2 separate regions of the Homo sapiens genome follow, and region 2 is linked to region 1. Evidence: chromatin loops called from intact Hi-C (ENCODE). Cell type or tissue: MCF 10A. All regions are shown on one strand. Links, peaks and the distances in the headings refer to the core of each region. The heading gives the core; the rest is flanking DNA.

Region 1 (8,348 bases), core at 65-8,064:
GCTTGAATGCTAAAATGAAATGTTTACAAAATCCAGCAGTGGTCACATACCTTATAGTCTGCCCATTAAATGCCAGACTTGAGATCACAGGCAGCTTAATCAACAAAAATCAAACTCCAAACCTTTTCTGTTCTCTGCAGTAGGGTGGTTCTTTACCTCTTTTCATGCTACCATATCATACCTCCTTCAATAAGTCATGATACGAAAAATGGAGTAAAGAATTTGTCTTAGTCCATTTCAGCTGCTATAATAGTGCCATAAACTTAGGGGTTTATATACAATAAATGTTTATTTCTCACCATTCTGGAGGCTGGGAAATCCAAGATCAAGGCTCCAGAAGATTCACTGTGCGGTGAGGGCCTGTGTCTTGGTTCAGGCAGCACATCACTGTGTCCTCACATGACGGGAGGGGAGAGATCTCTCTCAGGCTTTTAAAATAAAGGCCTTGGTTCCAATTGTGAGGGTTCCACCATGACCTAATCACCTCCCAAAGGCCCCATATCCTAATATAAATCCTAACCTCCAGGTGAGGATTTATATTAGGAGATGGGGTCATCGGGAGATGGGGCCTAACCTTGGGGTTAGGATTTCAATATATGAATTGGGGTGGGGAGTAGGGACACAAACATTTGGACCATTGCAGAATTATTTTCAAAGCATACACATATTCTGGAGATACTGATCCATGCCTGTTTACTACACGTTCACCCACCTCGTCGCCACTGATTTATCTGAGCTCTCAATCTATGAGGTGCTTCGTGATATGAACTAGTGCATGGTTTCTCAAACTATGGAGGAAGGACCAATGTTTTTTAAGTTCAATCTGTTGCAGATTGATACTTTTGTTAAATACAACGAAATGAATTACTGAAAAAAAATGAAAAAAGGCACACAAAATACAATTTTGAAAACTAAATTCAATAGACATAAAATTACGGTGACTGATTGCTATAAAACTTTCTATATGCCTACTCTCTTTTTCTGTATTTAACCTGTATTTAAGCAGACCAAAAAAAAAAAGATTTTTTAAATGTATCTTAGCAGACAAAAAAAAAAAGAGGGAGGGTGTTTATGGACAGAAATCAGTCTGTAGACCACACTGATCAAACCGACCAATTTCAAAGAGAACAAATCTCAGGCATATCTATGGTGCTTGCCAACAGTCTGAGTTGGCATGAAGTTTATTTCCTCGAAGGCAACAAGCCTGGTCTTGGTTAAAGCTGCCATTTGTGCCTAGATTATGACTGTGTACTGAGTTGAGCCATCAAAAGGCATGTTATTTCCTAGAGACACAAGGATATCAGCAATTGAGGGCAAGATTTAAATACCTAGAGATAATAAAAATCTTAAGCTTTGATCATAAACTATAAATTTAACAACCTGGTTTCCCCTTTGGCTGCCTTTAAGCTATAACCTTTTAGTTTTAAGAAAAATGGCTTTCCCTGGACAAAGCCTAAGTTAATCATAGCTCCAGTCAATCATATCCAAAGAAAACAAACCTATAGCTTCACATCATGGCAAGATTGCCATGAATGAAATATTAAAATGTCAAACAAGATGTGGTCTCTGCCCCCAAGGATTTTAATGTAGACAGACAAATATGTCAACAAACAATGACAAAATAATGAGGTAAGTGCTGCAACTGACACATGTATAAAAATCATGATACATCTATACACTGCTGATTCCCAAATTCATATCTCCAAATTTGCCCTGTCTCTTGAACCGAAAACTTGCTCACCAACTGTCTACTCAATTTCTTCAGCTGGATGTCTAAAAGACATCTCAAATGAAATGTGTCAAAAGCAAACTCCTGACTCCCTTCCCCAAAATAATAACAATAACCTGTTTCTCTCACAGTCCTTCTCAATTAATAGCTACTGCATCCTTTGAGATATTCAAACAGCTATGAATTTAGTAATCAACAGCATGTAGAAGGTACCTGAGACCATGATCTTTATACATTTATACACTGTTTTTTCTTAAAACCAAAAGGTTACTTGAAAAGCTGCCAAAGGTCAAATTTATTTTTTTTCACTTTTTGATAAATTACAAATATATTTTCTTGTAATAAAGCATCATCGGATTCCTGGGATTATCCTTTATTACTACAGTTTAATCTTTTTAATATAATGCTGTCATATACTTGTGAGTGCTTATTTTGTATTATTATTCTATCAAAATAATTTTGAGGCTTTTTCTAAAAATAACTTTTGAAATATTTTTCTTACTGTAAAAGTACTGTTTAATATAGTAAAACATTAAAATAAAGGCACACAAGAAAAAGAGTGAAATCCCCCACTGACCCTCCAATTCTACCCGTGAAAATCATCACTATTAATTCTTTGCCTTGGTCTGAACTTAGTAAATCCCCTATTGATAAATGTTTAGATGGTTTCCAGTTTTTCGCGACTACAAACAATATTGCAAGGAACAATCTTCTAGATGTACATATCTTTGCATATATGTAGGGACAGTTTTTTTTAAATAGATTCCCAGATGCAAAAATGCTGGGCCGAAAGTTTTGTAAATGTCTTATTTTTAACAGTGCTAAATTGCCACTTTAAAATGTTGTACCAATATAAGCTGCCACCAAGTAATAATGTGTAAAAGAGTAATCATTTTTTCATACTTTGGCACATTGGTATTATCAATATTCTAATCATCAACAACATAATTGTTGAAAAAAATTATTGCATTGTTTTAATTTATATTACTTTAACTGGTGGAAAATAAAGATCTTTTCATATATCTATTAGTCAGATATGTTACTTATTGTGTGAGTTATCTTTCATGAAACTTGCCTGTTTTTATATTTAAAAAAAGAGGAAGGAAGGAAGGAGAAAAAGAAAGAAAGAATGAACGAAAGAAAGAAAGAAGAAAGAAAAAAGAAAACAAAGGAAAGAAAGAAAGAGAAAAAGAATGAATGAAAAAAAGAGGAAGAAGAAGAAGACTAGGAGGAGGAGGGGAAGGAGGAGGAGGGGGAGGAGAGGGAGAAAAGGAAGGAGGGAGGGAGGGAGGGAAGAAGGGAGGGAGGGAGGAAGGAAGGAAGGAAGGAAGGAAGGAAGGAAGGAAGGGGGGGAGGAAAATGCTGCTAAAGAGGAAACCAAGTTGTTAAATTCATAGCTTATGACCAAAGCTTAAGATTTTTATCATATATAAGTCAAAAACCTTTGAGTCATCTTTCATTCCTCTTCTTCTAATATCCCCATCCAATGCATCAGTAAATATTGTTAACTCTATACGTCGCCTCCTCTCACAACCCCCATAGCAATCACCTAGGCCTAGGCCACCAGCATCTCTTTCCCAAATTATTCCAACAGCCTCCAATTTAAGGGGCCAGATTCCACCATTGTCTCACTCCATGTACTCTGAGCGCAGGAGCCAGATGAGCCTTTGTAAACCTAAGTCTGCTGTGTCAGTCCTCTACTCATAACCCTTCAGTGGCTTCCCTTCTCATTCTTGAATAAAAGCCTAAATCCTCACAGTCCCTACATAATCTGGTCTTCTGCCCTTACCCCCTGAAACTCTCCATGCCAATTCTGCTTTACCCACACAGACTCAGATAGCCACATGGCTCACTCTCCTCACGTATTTTAGTCTTTTGAATACATGCCACCTCTCTGACTTTCCTGGACCAACCTATAAAAAGGTGCAACCCTCTTGCCTCAATATCCTCAACCATCCTTTATCAATCTGCTCATTAAATTTTACCTTTTATCACCATTATCTGTTAACATTTATTACCACCTTCATATGTTTATGTGTTCCTTGGTCACCCCTCCCCACTAGAAATAAAACTTTAAGGCAGGCTTCCTTTCATTCATCACTGCCAAATCTTCAGTGCCCCCAATGGTGCCTGGCATGTAACAGGTATTCATTTTCTGAGTGAATGAATAATCAAAAATGGATGTCTTGCTCTGGCTGGGTTATGGAGAATGCCAGGGAAGAAGACACACACAACCAATGACACTGAAACTAGGTCTTAAAAGAAGATTCAGGCTTGACTGACATGGAAAGGGCTAAAAATATCATCGCCATATGCACAACTTTTTTTCCACAAAGTCTTGCATAAGAATACACTGTAGGGAAGCAGACTTTTAATGTTCTAGTTGAGAGAATCCCCAGTAAAGAAATTAATCCCCATGATCCAGAAGAGGATCAAGGTTTGGGTAAACAAAAAGAAAATTGCCACTGCTGTCAGGAAATTTTACAGATGAGAAATTACTGTAAAATACATCAAGCTCCTAAATAATGTAAATGTGTTCTTAGTGATCGGTTTATGGTTGCATCCACACTTGGGTTTTTTGGCCACAAAATCACAATTTTATTCTCCTGGAGTTTTCTCTGATAGGACTATAGCTCTAATTTTTAACAGGAAGCCAGTGAGGAGAAAATATTATTCCAAGTCTAGGACTCCTTCCTTTTATATACAGTTCTATTGTTCTATGTCTACTCTAGTAACACCTATGGCCATGTATTCTGGAGTCATAACGATCAAATATTAGTTCCTTTTATTATATAAAGTAGTCTTACACATATTTATTTACTTCTTTATTTCTCATCTTCCTCCCACTGGAAAGTGAGTTCCTTCTAACAGAGCAGGAATGTCTCTATCTCTTCACAATATCCCTGAGGACAGAAGAGGGCCAAGCACACAGAGTACTCAATAAATGCTCAATGATTGAATGAATAACATTCACATGAGAGATAAATACATATTTTACATGGGGAGTGTGGACTTTAACTTCTAACACATGTTCCAGCAGTGCATTCTCCTCTGAGTAAGAGTTCTTCTACTTAACAACATTATCAAAAGTACAAGAAGGATGTGCCCACACTTGGATTTCTGGCTGTACTGTATTCTGGGGATAGTATCTCAGCACACACCAGGGAAGCACAAAATCTGGGGAATGGGTGCTCTATTCACCCATAGTGCTGAACAGTGCTGAAGGAAACAGGGCAAAAGCAGGCAAAGGGATTTTCTTGCAACCCTGGTTCTAGGGCTACGACTAGGTGGTTGTGACACTGTGGGGGGCCTCCATTGCCCCCTAGTGGCAGCTGTGCTTGGGACACTTCAATATATTAATATCCATACTTTATGTATGCATTATATGATCACAGTTTAGAAACTTTAAGCAATGCCAACTCTCTCTACAACAAAAGCTCTAATCAGAGCTTTTCAAACCTCCAAACTCACACAAACACATACTCAAATTAGTCTCAATTGTATTCGATTCTCAAACCTAGGCTTCAAGGTTCAAGTCTCCTTTTTTCATCAACGGAGCTCTCTCTCTCCCCCTGAAGTGTGTGCCAAACACTGATTTTCCTCCTGTAAAGTGAAGGCTTGGACCAGATTAGGTCTTTCCTAAAAATCAATCTGTGAGCCTGTACTGGTCCACAGAGAAGTTTCCTCTGATTTGCAGACAGTTATCTTGTTCCTTATACAGTCTTAACTTCACGGAGTTCAACCATGAAAGACTGTGTTTTTCTCTACTTACTTCACACAGCAGTGCTTTGTAGAACTGCCCACAGTTTCTCATAGATAGCAGAGTTCTCAAATCCTTTTCCTCAATTTGTGTAAGTCCATTTGCTTTAAAACTTCAATCTTATATCTGGGTTAAAGCTTTTTCCTTCATCTCAAATGGGCTCCAAGTGACATCGTAGCCCTACCACATGATAGTTTTTCAGGCCACTCCAGTGCTCTGCTCCCATCATCTTCCGTGTTCACCCCACTCCCCTGCTGCCATCATGCTCCAGTGTTCCTACTTAAGTAGACACAGGAGGCAGATTAGCAAGGACGCCTCATAAGTGCATGTCTAGCTAGGCAATGGGATGTTAGCCTCTCCCAGTCAAGCAGGTCCCTCTCATGTTTACCAATGATTTTCTTGATCTGTATTGGTTGGTTTGGGATGTGAGGAAGACCCCTCTCTTCCCACATGGGTGCTCTCTTTAGAATACAGGCTACTTACCAGCCCCTTTGTCCTCTGCTGCTTTGGACCCCCACCCATCCACAGCATCAATTCAGGGCAATAAAAATATGTCCCACTCACCATCCTATTATTTTTTCTTGTGTGTCAGTATGAAGTTGCCTAATATTCTTTGTTTGAAAGTATTGTCCTTCATTTCAAGATTATATTCTACTATCTTTTTAAAAAAAAATGAAACGGTGATGGTAGTTGAGTTATTTTGTTTCTGATGTAAAATCAAAAGCTTTTATAGCTCACCCATCCTGCCCTTATAGCTCACACATCCTGATTTGGTGAGCCTGAATGTTCTGCAGGCATCCTTGTTCCTCTTCTTTGATTGCAATTATGCTTAAGATCTCAGTAAGATGCATGCTACCATTGCCCCAAAGCTGATTTACAAAGGAGAGAGAAACAGCAATTGTAGCAGGGATTACAGCTTTATCCAAAATACCACCACTGAGCTCCCCTGGTACCTGTGACCTTGCTCAGCGATGCCTGATGTAGGGGTAGAAGAGAGGAGTGAGGGAGGTGCCTTCATTTGCCCTGAATTGATATTGTGAATGGGTGGGGGTCCAAAGCAGGAGAGGACAAAGGGGCGATTAAGCAGCCTATATTCTAAAGAGAGCACACACATGAGGACCCAAGTGATTACGTTGTGCTTTCTACCCTTATTCTATTTTCATTCTGAATATTCCATGGATCACACCATTTCTCCCCTGACAGATGCTAGCATGATATGCAAACTCAATACTGGGCAAGAGAAAAACAGAATATTACTACCACAGAGGTGGCAGGGAGAAAGACAATAGCAGGTTGGCTGAATTCTACCACTCTACCTTTTACAGCTCATAGCCATTTTCTTTCACTCATTTTCATCTTTCTTTCTATTTTTCTCTTGCTCTATTTTGCCACTTTCCCCTGTCACTGTTTTCCTTCCTTTTCATCCCCTTCCTAGGGTTAATTATGGAAAATGGCCGTGACAGTTAAAAATGAAAGAGACATCACTTAAGATTCTTATAACCCAAAAAGCTCAACAAGCTTGGAGTACTCATATTTACTAACATATATGTTCTTAGTAGTAGTAGTATTAACAGGTGTATGTCATTATAGTTTACATTTGGGACCACCAAGATTAGACAGAAAGATTAAATGGCAATGAAAATATAAGGCAGAAAAGCACAAATTCATATTGTAGCTTCTATTTTCCAAATGTGTTAAAATTGACACAATCAAATTACTACCATTTTCTCACACAGAAAAACTGGGGCTGTGTCCTTGTTATTTTCCTTTCCTTAACCAAAATAAAATCTATCACTTAGCTCACAAAGCATTTTTCAATTTGCTGACTTAAATATTTAAAATTGACAGATATGAGTACAGTTACATATACATACATATACATGTAATATATTTAAAGTTTATTGCTCTCTTTTCTTTTAAGGAAAACAAAACTGAAGATGCATCTTATTTTACAATTCTAAAGTACTTATGCATTTAAGAGGAATAATATTGTAATAAAGATTTTAATTCTCAAATATAAAACGTTTTATTTCATCTCTGTATCACAGTAACCATCACATTTTTAGATATACATAAATAGCAATGACTATTCAAGAAATATTACTGATAAAAATTTCCAATAATTTGACTTTGATATTTTATCATCACTACTCAATTTTTAATGCTAATCTTTTATGGCAATCCTATTTTAGAAGCTAATAAACATAAAAGGCAAGCTTTTAGTGGAAACTATGAAGTGAAACAATGTAGTCTGGCTACCATTTCTCAGATGCTGTTTAAGAGATAGATGCAGAGCAAATCCCTGATGGCTTTACTCCTGCATCTTCCATGTGTGAGCCAGTTGCTAGGAAACGTGAAAGACAGGGATTCAGTAAAAACTGCAGAACAATGAGCTAGCTTAAGAGTTATCTGAATACTAACACATATCCTTCATAAACTGTTGTCAACATTAGAAGACTGAAGATTACATGTGATGTTTTTCCAGAGAAACTGATTTTGATGTAGTCCCATCTCTTTTGGACTGAAAAACATAATTGAGATACAAGCAAGACTTATTGCTTATTTAATAGGTCATGAGCCATTAATTGATATAAAAGTGTTATGTTCTTATGTAATGATTAGGAAAATCTTTGCATTCATCTGTAGAAAAGGGTGGAGAAAATTCAAAAGCCTACAAATATTTCCAAACAACATTGAATTTACTATTCTTTCTAAGAAAACAGACACGTATTTGTTTCTTATCTACTTAAATATCATTTAAATCTAATTGAAAAGCAAGGAGCAAAGGAAACATACACAGATTTGTTTAATAATAATAATAAAAATTCTCATCATTTAGCTTTAAGAAACAGGTTCTGG
Region 2 (8,348 bases), core at 281-8,280, 400 kb before region 1:
TTATCTAATCTGTCATTGATGGGCATTTACATTGATTCCATGTTTTTGCTATTGTGTATAGTGCTGTGATGAACATTTGTGTGCATATGTCTTTGTGGTAGATGATTTTATATTCCTCTGAGTATAAACCCAGTAATGAGATTGTTGGGTGAAATGGTAGTTCTGTTTTTAGCTCTTTGAGGAATTGCCACACTGTGGTTGAACTGATTTACACTCCCACCAACAGTGTATAAGTGTTCTCTTTTTCCCACAACCTTCTCAACATCTTGTTATTTTTTGACTTTTTATTAATAGTCATTTTGACTGGTGTGAGATGGTACCTCATTGTGGTTTTGATGTGCATTTCTCTAGTGATCAGTGATATTGAGCTTTTTTCATATGCTTGTTGGCTGCATGTATGTCTTCTTTTGAGAAGTGTCTGTTCATGTCCTTTTCCCACTTTGTAATGGTGTTGTTTGTTTTTCCCTTGTAAATTTGTTTAAGTACCTTATAGATGCTAGATATTAGACTTTTGTCAGATGCATAATTTGCAAATACTTTCTCCCATTGTGTAGGTTGTCTGTTTACTCTGTTGATAGTTTCTTTTGCTGTGCAGAAGCTCTTAAATTTAATTAGATCTCACTTGTCAATTTTTGCTTTCATTGTGATTGCTTTTGGTATCTTTGTCATGAAGTCTTTGTCTGTTTCCATGTCCAGGATAGTTTTGCCTAGGTTGTCTTCCAGGGTTTTTATAGTTTGGGGTTTTACATTTAAGTCTCTAATCCATCTTGTGTTGATTTTTGTATATGGTATAAAGAAGGGGTCCAGCTTCAGTCTTCTGCATATGGCCAGCCAGTTATCACAGCACCATTTATTGAATAGGGAGTCTTTTCCCCATTGCTTGTTTTTGTCAGCTTTGTTGAAGATTAGATGGTTGTAGATGTGCGGCCTTATTTCTGTGCTCTCCATTCTGTTTCATTGGTCTCTGTGCCTGTTTTTGTAACAGCACTATGCTGTTTTGGTTACTGTAGACTTGTAGTATAGTTTGAAGTGGGGCAGCATGATGCCTCCAGCTTTGTTCCTTTTGCTTAGGATTACCTTGGCTATTCAGGCTCTTTCTTGGTTCCAAACAAATTTTAAAATAGTTTTTTTCCTAGTTCTGTGAAGAATGTCATTGGTAGTTTGATAGGAATAGCATTGAATATGTAAATTGCTTTGGGCAACATAGCCATTTTAATGATATTGATTCTTCCTATCCATGAACATGGGATGGTTTTCCATTTGTGTCTTCTCTGATTTCTTTGAGCAGTGTTTTGTAATTCCCATTGTAGAGATCTTTCACCTTCCTGGTTAGCTGTATTCCTAGGTATTTCATTCTTTTTGTGGCAATTGTGAAGGGGATTGCCTTCCTGATTTGGCTGTTCGCTTGGCTGTTGTTGGTGTATAGCAAAGTTAGTGATTTTTGTATGTTGATTTTGTACACTGCAACTTTGCTGAAGTTGTTTATCAGCTGAAGGAGCTTTGAGCTGAGACTATGGGGTTTTCTAGATATAGAATCATGTGTCTGCAAGCAGGGATAGTTTGACTTCCTCTCTTCCTATGTGAATGCCCTTTATTTCTTTCTCTTGCCTGGCTTATCTAGTTAAAGTGTGATTATTATTATTAAATTATTTGAAAGTATCACTAAACACAGAAAGAGTATTATTAGACAATAATTCTATTTTAAGCTTATATGTACAAATGTTATTTATACTCTTTCAAAAATGTTTTATGCTGAAAAACCACAATACAGAAGTTTCTAACTTTAATTACCTGTGTGCTGCTTGAGAGCAAAAAAAGATACTGGTCAGATTGTGGGTCTGAAAACAAAAAAAGTTCTGTGGTATCTACTTCTCAAATTATTTAATTTAATGTGAGCTGAGAGCTTGTAAGGCAAATATGTCTGTCATAGACTTTACATACATCTAGACTGACAATGGCCTCAGGGACTTTGTACATTCGAATATAAAAGAAAAAAACTGTTTTTAAATGTTAGCTGCACTGACATGGAGACTTAATAAAAACTTAGTGTGTTGCATTAAACACAACACAAGCAGAAAAAGAAATGTAAATAATGGAACAGCAATAAAACTCCATCTTTACACTTATGTGCTTATTTCCGATTATAGCATACATTCAAATTAAACCACAGACTAAATATATACCCAAGCTTACTTTTTAAAAGTGAAGTTAAATGCATTAGAAAAGAATGATAGACTTTACCTCCTTCTCTTTGAACTATGTGATAGAGATGGACATTGTGTAGGATACGTTCCAGATCTTGGTCTGTATAACCTTTATCATGCATATCATCCACTGAATCAGGGTAAATGACTTGATCCCGAAGACTTCCAAGAGACATATATGGCCTTTAAAACACCAAGCACACAAGAATCCTAGTGGAAAGTCATGATAACTTACTCAGTGTGACAACTTGGTAGTCTGAAAACATCAGTGAAGACTTTAAACACTACATTTCCAGGATGATATTTGTTACCTGGCGATGAGTACTTCTCCCTCAGGCACTGCTAAACAATACCGTTATGTTTACATAAAAACTTACTGACACATGGACACAAGAAAAGCTTCTCCAAGAAATCATCTGACATTTTCTTTTTCTAAAAAATTCTATTTTATTTTATATTTTGTAGAGACAGGGTCTTGATATGTTTTCCCAGGCTAGTCTCAAACACCTGCCTCAAGTGATTCCTCCTAACTTGGCCTCCCAAAGCACTGGGATTACAGTTGTGAGCCATAGAACCCAGCCACATTTAACATTTTCAGCAGGGAAATATTGTATATACTTTGTTTCACTGTATTTGATAAAGATTGCTTCTGTAATTCATCTATAATTATTTGGGTGACATATTATACAATTTGGGTTTCGACCCAGCAATGTGAACAAACAAAACAAAAAAATTTAATTCATAGTAAGAAAAACACAAATTAAAACTACATTGAGTTTCTTACTAATCAGATTGGCAAAAATTCAACAACTTGGTAACTCACTCCACTGGCAGGCCTATGGGTAAGGGAATGTTCTCACACTACAGTGAAAATGCAGAATGGTACAACTCTTACAGAGGGGATTTGGCAAACTGACAGAGCATTTGTTGCCCTTTGACCTCCTTCTGGGAATTCACTCTGAAAATATACTTCTAAAAATACAAAAAAAGATGCATGAGGTTATTCATTACAGCTTATTTGTAATAGCAAAATACTGAAATACAACATAAATACCCATACAAAGAAGACAGACAGAATAAACTATAGTACATCCGCTAAGCAGCTGTAATAAAAGGATGAGGAAGACCTCTATAAACTGATATAGAGTGATTTCCATGATATATTGTTAAGTTGAAAAGCAAAATGCAAAAGTAGACTTACAGCAGGGTTTCTCAACAACGGCACTTTGGCTTATTGAACCAGATAATTCTTTATTGTCGAGGGCTACCCTGTGTACAGTAGGATGTTTAGCATTATGCCTGATGTCTACCCACTAGATGTCAGCAGCACCCCTTCCTGTAGTGAACAAAAATAATTGTCTCCAGATAATGCCAAATGTCCCTGGGGGACAAAATCTTCCCGGTTGAGAACCACTTCTATGTAAAAAGAAAGCAAAATGAAATATAGACATACCCATTTATATTTAAAAAAGGAAACACAGGAAGAGTAAACCTGAAACTAGTGAAGTTGGTTAGCTACAGGAGGTGGGAGGAACAAGGTGGAATGGATAGGCAGGAAAAGGCCTACGTATCCTTTCTATTAATAAAGTTTTTACTTTTGGAATCCCTCAAAGTGTTACTATTCAATAAATAAATAAAATTAAACCAACAAGAACGAAGGAAGAAACCTTAAAATTGAATACAAATAGAAACAATTTAACTGAACAGTATGTCCAAAGGATAAAGTAACCACACAGCGAAGGGGATGGAGGTGGGGATGAATTAATCCATGTAATTTTTGAACTTGGCTATATAATTTCAGTCAAAGACAGAAAGAATCAGGCGGAAATTTTAAACTTTACTTGCAAGTTTATTTTTGCTAATGATATAGGGGTAGCAATTCTGAAACTATTTTATGTATATTGTAGGATTGGTTACGTAAGTAAATGGTTTGGTAATGTTAGGAGCAAGGGTTCTCACTGTGGAAGAAGAAAGATACAAACATGCTGTGTGGGAAGGCAAGAGAAAAACTAATTTTAATTTGAGTATCAGTATGAATTTATGTTTTTTAATAAAAAAATTTCTAGCCCTATCTACATCTGGAACAGTCTAATATTATCCTTTGAGAAGCACACAGCATCATTTCAGTAATGCAATAAATTCAATTGTGGACCCAAAAAGATCCATCTTAATCCAGACCCCCCCATATCTGTAAATGAAACCTTATTTAGGAACAGAGTCTTTGCAGATTTAATTAAGGTTCTTGAGACGAGATCATCCTGGATTAACCAGATGAGTCCTAAATCCAATAAATGCTCTTATCAAATGAGAAGAAACACAGGAAAGAAAAGAAAGCCACGTGAAGAAGGAGACAGAGATGGGAGTTACTGCCGCCACAAACGAAGGAATGCTTGGCACCACCAGAAGCTGGAAAAGAGGCAGGAAATAATTCTCCCCAAGAGCCTTCAGAGGGCGTGGATTGCCAATACTTTGACTTCGGGTGTTCAGGAATGCGAGAAAATAAATTTCTGTTGTTCAAACCGCCAAGTGTTTGGTAATTTGTAGCCCTTAGAAACTAATACAAGTAGTATTTCTGTAAAAAGTTTATAACCTGAATCACATCACGGAGAAACTATCAGACAAACCCAAATTGAGGTGTTCTCTTAAAAAAAAAAAGCAATAGTCTGGCATTCTTTAAAAATATCAATGTCATATAAAATAAAGAAATGCTGAGAAACTCTTTCGAATAAAAGAAACTATAATAAATAGACATGGCAACTAAGTGCAGTGCATGACAATGGATTGGGAAAAACAAGTTGCTCTATAAAGTACAGTGTTATGACAATTGCTGAAATTTAAATATGGACTGTATTTTAGATACTAATATATAAATGTCAGATTTCCTGAATTTGATAAGTATACTGTAGTTACCTAAGAGAATATCCCTGTTCTTTGAAAATATACCCTAAATTAATTAGGGGTAAAGGTGTATGATTACTGCAACTTGATTAAAAAATACAAGGTGTATATTGTGTGTGTATGCCTGGAGAGAGAAAGAAAGAGAAGGAGAGGTTTTCAAATACAAAATGTGTTTTGTGGATGAATTATCTACCTATTTTCCCATGGTACACAAGCCATTAGGTTGAAGGATAGACAGCACAAGCTTATTTTATAATATATTTAATTATTATTTGAATTCAAAATGTTTATATTTTACTTGTACATGTGTATGTTCATATAAGAAGACTTTGCAATGAAATTATTACAAATATAAGGAAGCTTTGGTCTGGGTTTTTTTTTTTTTTTTTTTTGAGACGGAGTCTCGCTTTGTCGCCCAGGCTGGAGTGCAGTGGCGCCATCTCGGTGGCTCACTGCAAGCTCCGCCTCCCGGGTTCTCGCTGTTCTCTTGTCAGCCTCCCAAGTAGCTGGGACTACAGGCGTCTGTCACCACGCCTGGCTAATTTTTTGTATTTTTAGTAGAGACGGGGTTTTACCGTGTTAGCCAGGATGGTCTTGATCTCCTGACCTCGTGTTCCGCCCACCTCGGCCTCCCAAAGTGCTGGGATTACAGGTGTGAGCCACCGCACCCAGCCCTATCTGAGCTATTGTTATTTAAATGATGTAACGATGTATAAAAATTGCTCACTTTGAAAACTGATGTGAATGAGAATGTTGATGAATATGTATAAAAGTATTCATAAGCTTATATATTTATTGAGGACTAATCAAATATTGTTTTATTAAAGTTCAATTTTTTGTCAATTATTGTTTTATGATCATGTGAAATGGTAAAAATAATACATTCTATATATGTTTGATGTACATAGCAACTAAAGCCGCTTAGGTTTTTATTAAAATAATGATTTTAAAATATTATTATAATGTTAAAGCCACCACTGAATTCTCTGGAAAGACTGTGTCAAGAAAATTCGGGATGACATTTACTCAATTTGAAAGCACAAGGAAACGGAGGACCCTATAGCCAATGTTTATATAATTAGTTTGCATGTGATTCTCTTTCCAGCTCAAAGTTCTGGAATTTAACATTTTGAGTCAGTTCAAGTTTCTGTAGTCCTACCAAAGTTATACATAATAGATAAGCACTCAAAGTACCCTTTACTAAACTTTCCTTTCTAGATATATAGACCTATTCAGATAATCTTCTAAATATTTCAGGTAGATCAATTACCATGTTAGAATGTTACTGGCTCACTTGCTCTGGCTCATTACAAAGGAGATCATGCAACATATCTAACATAAGCAACAAAAGAAATGGTCAGATTGCTCCTCATTAGTAGCTATCAAAAAAGAAATATTAACTAGTTTTAATTTACTTTCTATAAGTAAAACCCAGAATCATCTCTATATGTTATGGAAAAGATAGCAAAATAAATCCATAGGTGTCACATGTGGATCATTTAACAAATAATCCTTATTTAAACAATTATAATAATTATAATAATTGTTTTTTCTTGGGAATCTACAATTCTTTCAAATGTATATATAGTTAAAATTCAATTATAATAGTAAAATTATTTGAGATAAAATTCATTCCCCATGATTATGGCTTTTTATAGTTTTGTTACTAATGTCTCAAGGTGCTTTTATACTTTGCATTATATTCCCACTTTTCTGCATTAACATCTAAGTAATCTGACAGTGATTTTTTTTTTTTGGTAAAATGTATTGATGTTTGTTAGAGTTACTTTTTTATTATTCTCTAAGACAAAGCTAGAAAGAATGGGAAAGCACTGAGAAGTGTTAGCTGTATCTATGTGCTTGGAGCTTCTGAATGACACAAAATTCTAAATATTTCCTAAATTGAGAGCAAAAAACCAATTCAAATCCAGAGGAGAAAAAAAAGTGTGACATGAAAGGCCTATATGCAGAGAAAACAAATTTTTAAAGTAATCATATAAAATTTAATTGGAACAATATTGATAAAAATTTTGCAGCAATGTTAACTGTATTTAAGGCATGAGATGTGTTAAGTTTAAGAATAATGTACCACTAAGTACTGCTGTGTTGTCGTAGCAAAAGAAGTTAACAATCTGAAAGGCATAAAATTTAACTATCAATAATTCACATAACTATACATGCTGGAACCAATCATTGCATCAGGGTTTTTCATGCATAGAAAGAACTAGATTTGAGTCATTTATAGTATTCTTAAAAAATGTGTGATAATAAGAAGAAATATTCAAGTGAAAATAGATATTTACTATTACTGAAATTATATCTTTTGGATAAGATATTTCTAGATTCCAAAACAGAGATGAGAATAGCCTCTTAAGAGCAGGGATGAGGTTTATTTCCAAGTAATAAAAATAATATTAGGCCAGGTGCAGTGGCTCGCATCTGTAATCCCCGTAATTTGGGAGGCCAAGCTGGGTGAATCACCTGAGGTCAGAAGTTTGAGACCAGCCTGCTCAACATGGTGAAACCCCATCTCTACTAAAAATGCAAAAATTAGCCAGGTGTGGTGGCACACACCTGTAATCCCAGCTACTTGGGAGGCTGAGGCACAAGAATCTCTTGAACCCTGGAGACAGAGGTTGCAGTGAGCCAAGATTGTGTCACTGAACTCCAGCCTGGGCAATAGAGTGAGACACTGTCTCAATAAGTAAATAAATAAATATATTATTAGTGGAAGAATTAAAGTATTGCTAAGCTGTTAAAAATGCAAATTTCTGTAAAAGTCAACTTTAAGAGTATTTATCATTATATCAGATTACCATTTAAATTGCTGATATTTGACCTATAAAAATTGCAGTTCCATATGGTTTAATGTAATAGTACTCATAAAATGAGAAAAACTTTTGAGTGAGAGGGGAGTTTTTTCATTATTACTTTTATAAATGAGCCCTTAGAAAAGTTAAAGATTTTAAAAAGTATCTTTAGCATTCTTCCAAGCCATAGAAAGCTATAGAAAATTGTGTTTACATTTATAGATCTCTTTAAAAGAGATTTAAAAAAACTGAACTGTACCAACTACTACACAGGAGGAACTAAAATGTACAACTTCTATTTCTGTCAACTGACTGCCCAAAGGTATTTATACAAAGATTACTTGGCTGTAAGTCTAACAGTCAGAAAGCAAGGAATAGAAGTCAATTTGCTACAGCAATGCTACTAAGCCTTCCTTGTGGTTAAAATAATTTTCTA

Evidence for each region. A loop is a pair of places that touch in the nucleus more often than their neighbours do. Peaks named below come from ENCODE experiments on the same cell type or tissue, not always from the same donor. Only the 100,000 strongest peaks of a DNase experiment are listed, where the experiment ranks them.
Region 2: a loop joins it to region 1, with 10 times the contacts of the local background. A loop is called at or near these places in 12 of 110 quality-filtered maps.

Annotation. Positions count from the first base shown.
Region 1 is chr12:39,985,654-39,994,001 of GRCh38, forward strand. All of the region lies in intron 3 of SLC2A13 (solute carrier family 2 member 13), which reads right to left. Among named protein-coding and RNA genes, the nearest start is that of SLC2A13, 120 kb to the right of the region's middle. In MCF 10A, for the core only: CTCF peaks have their summits at 5,049 (motif pointing left) and 5,249; a DNase peak (open chromatin) is centred at 5,028.
Region 2 is chr12:39,583,911-39,592,258 of GRCh38, forward strand. It overlaps ABCD2 (ATP binding cassette subfamily D member 2), which reads right to left. Exons shown (of 10, transcript NM_005164.4): 7 at 2,242-2,387. Among named protein-coding and RNA genes, the nearest start is that of ABCD2, 32 kb to the right of the region's middle. In MCF 10A, for the core only: a CTCF peak has its summit at 3,517 (motif pointing right); a DNase peak (open chromatin) is centred at 3,541.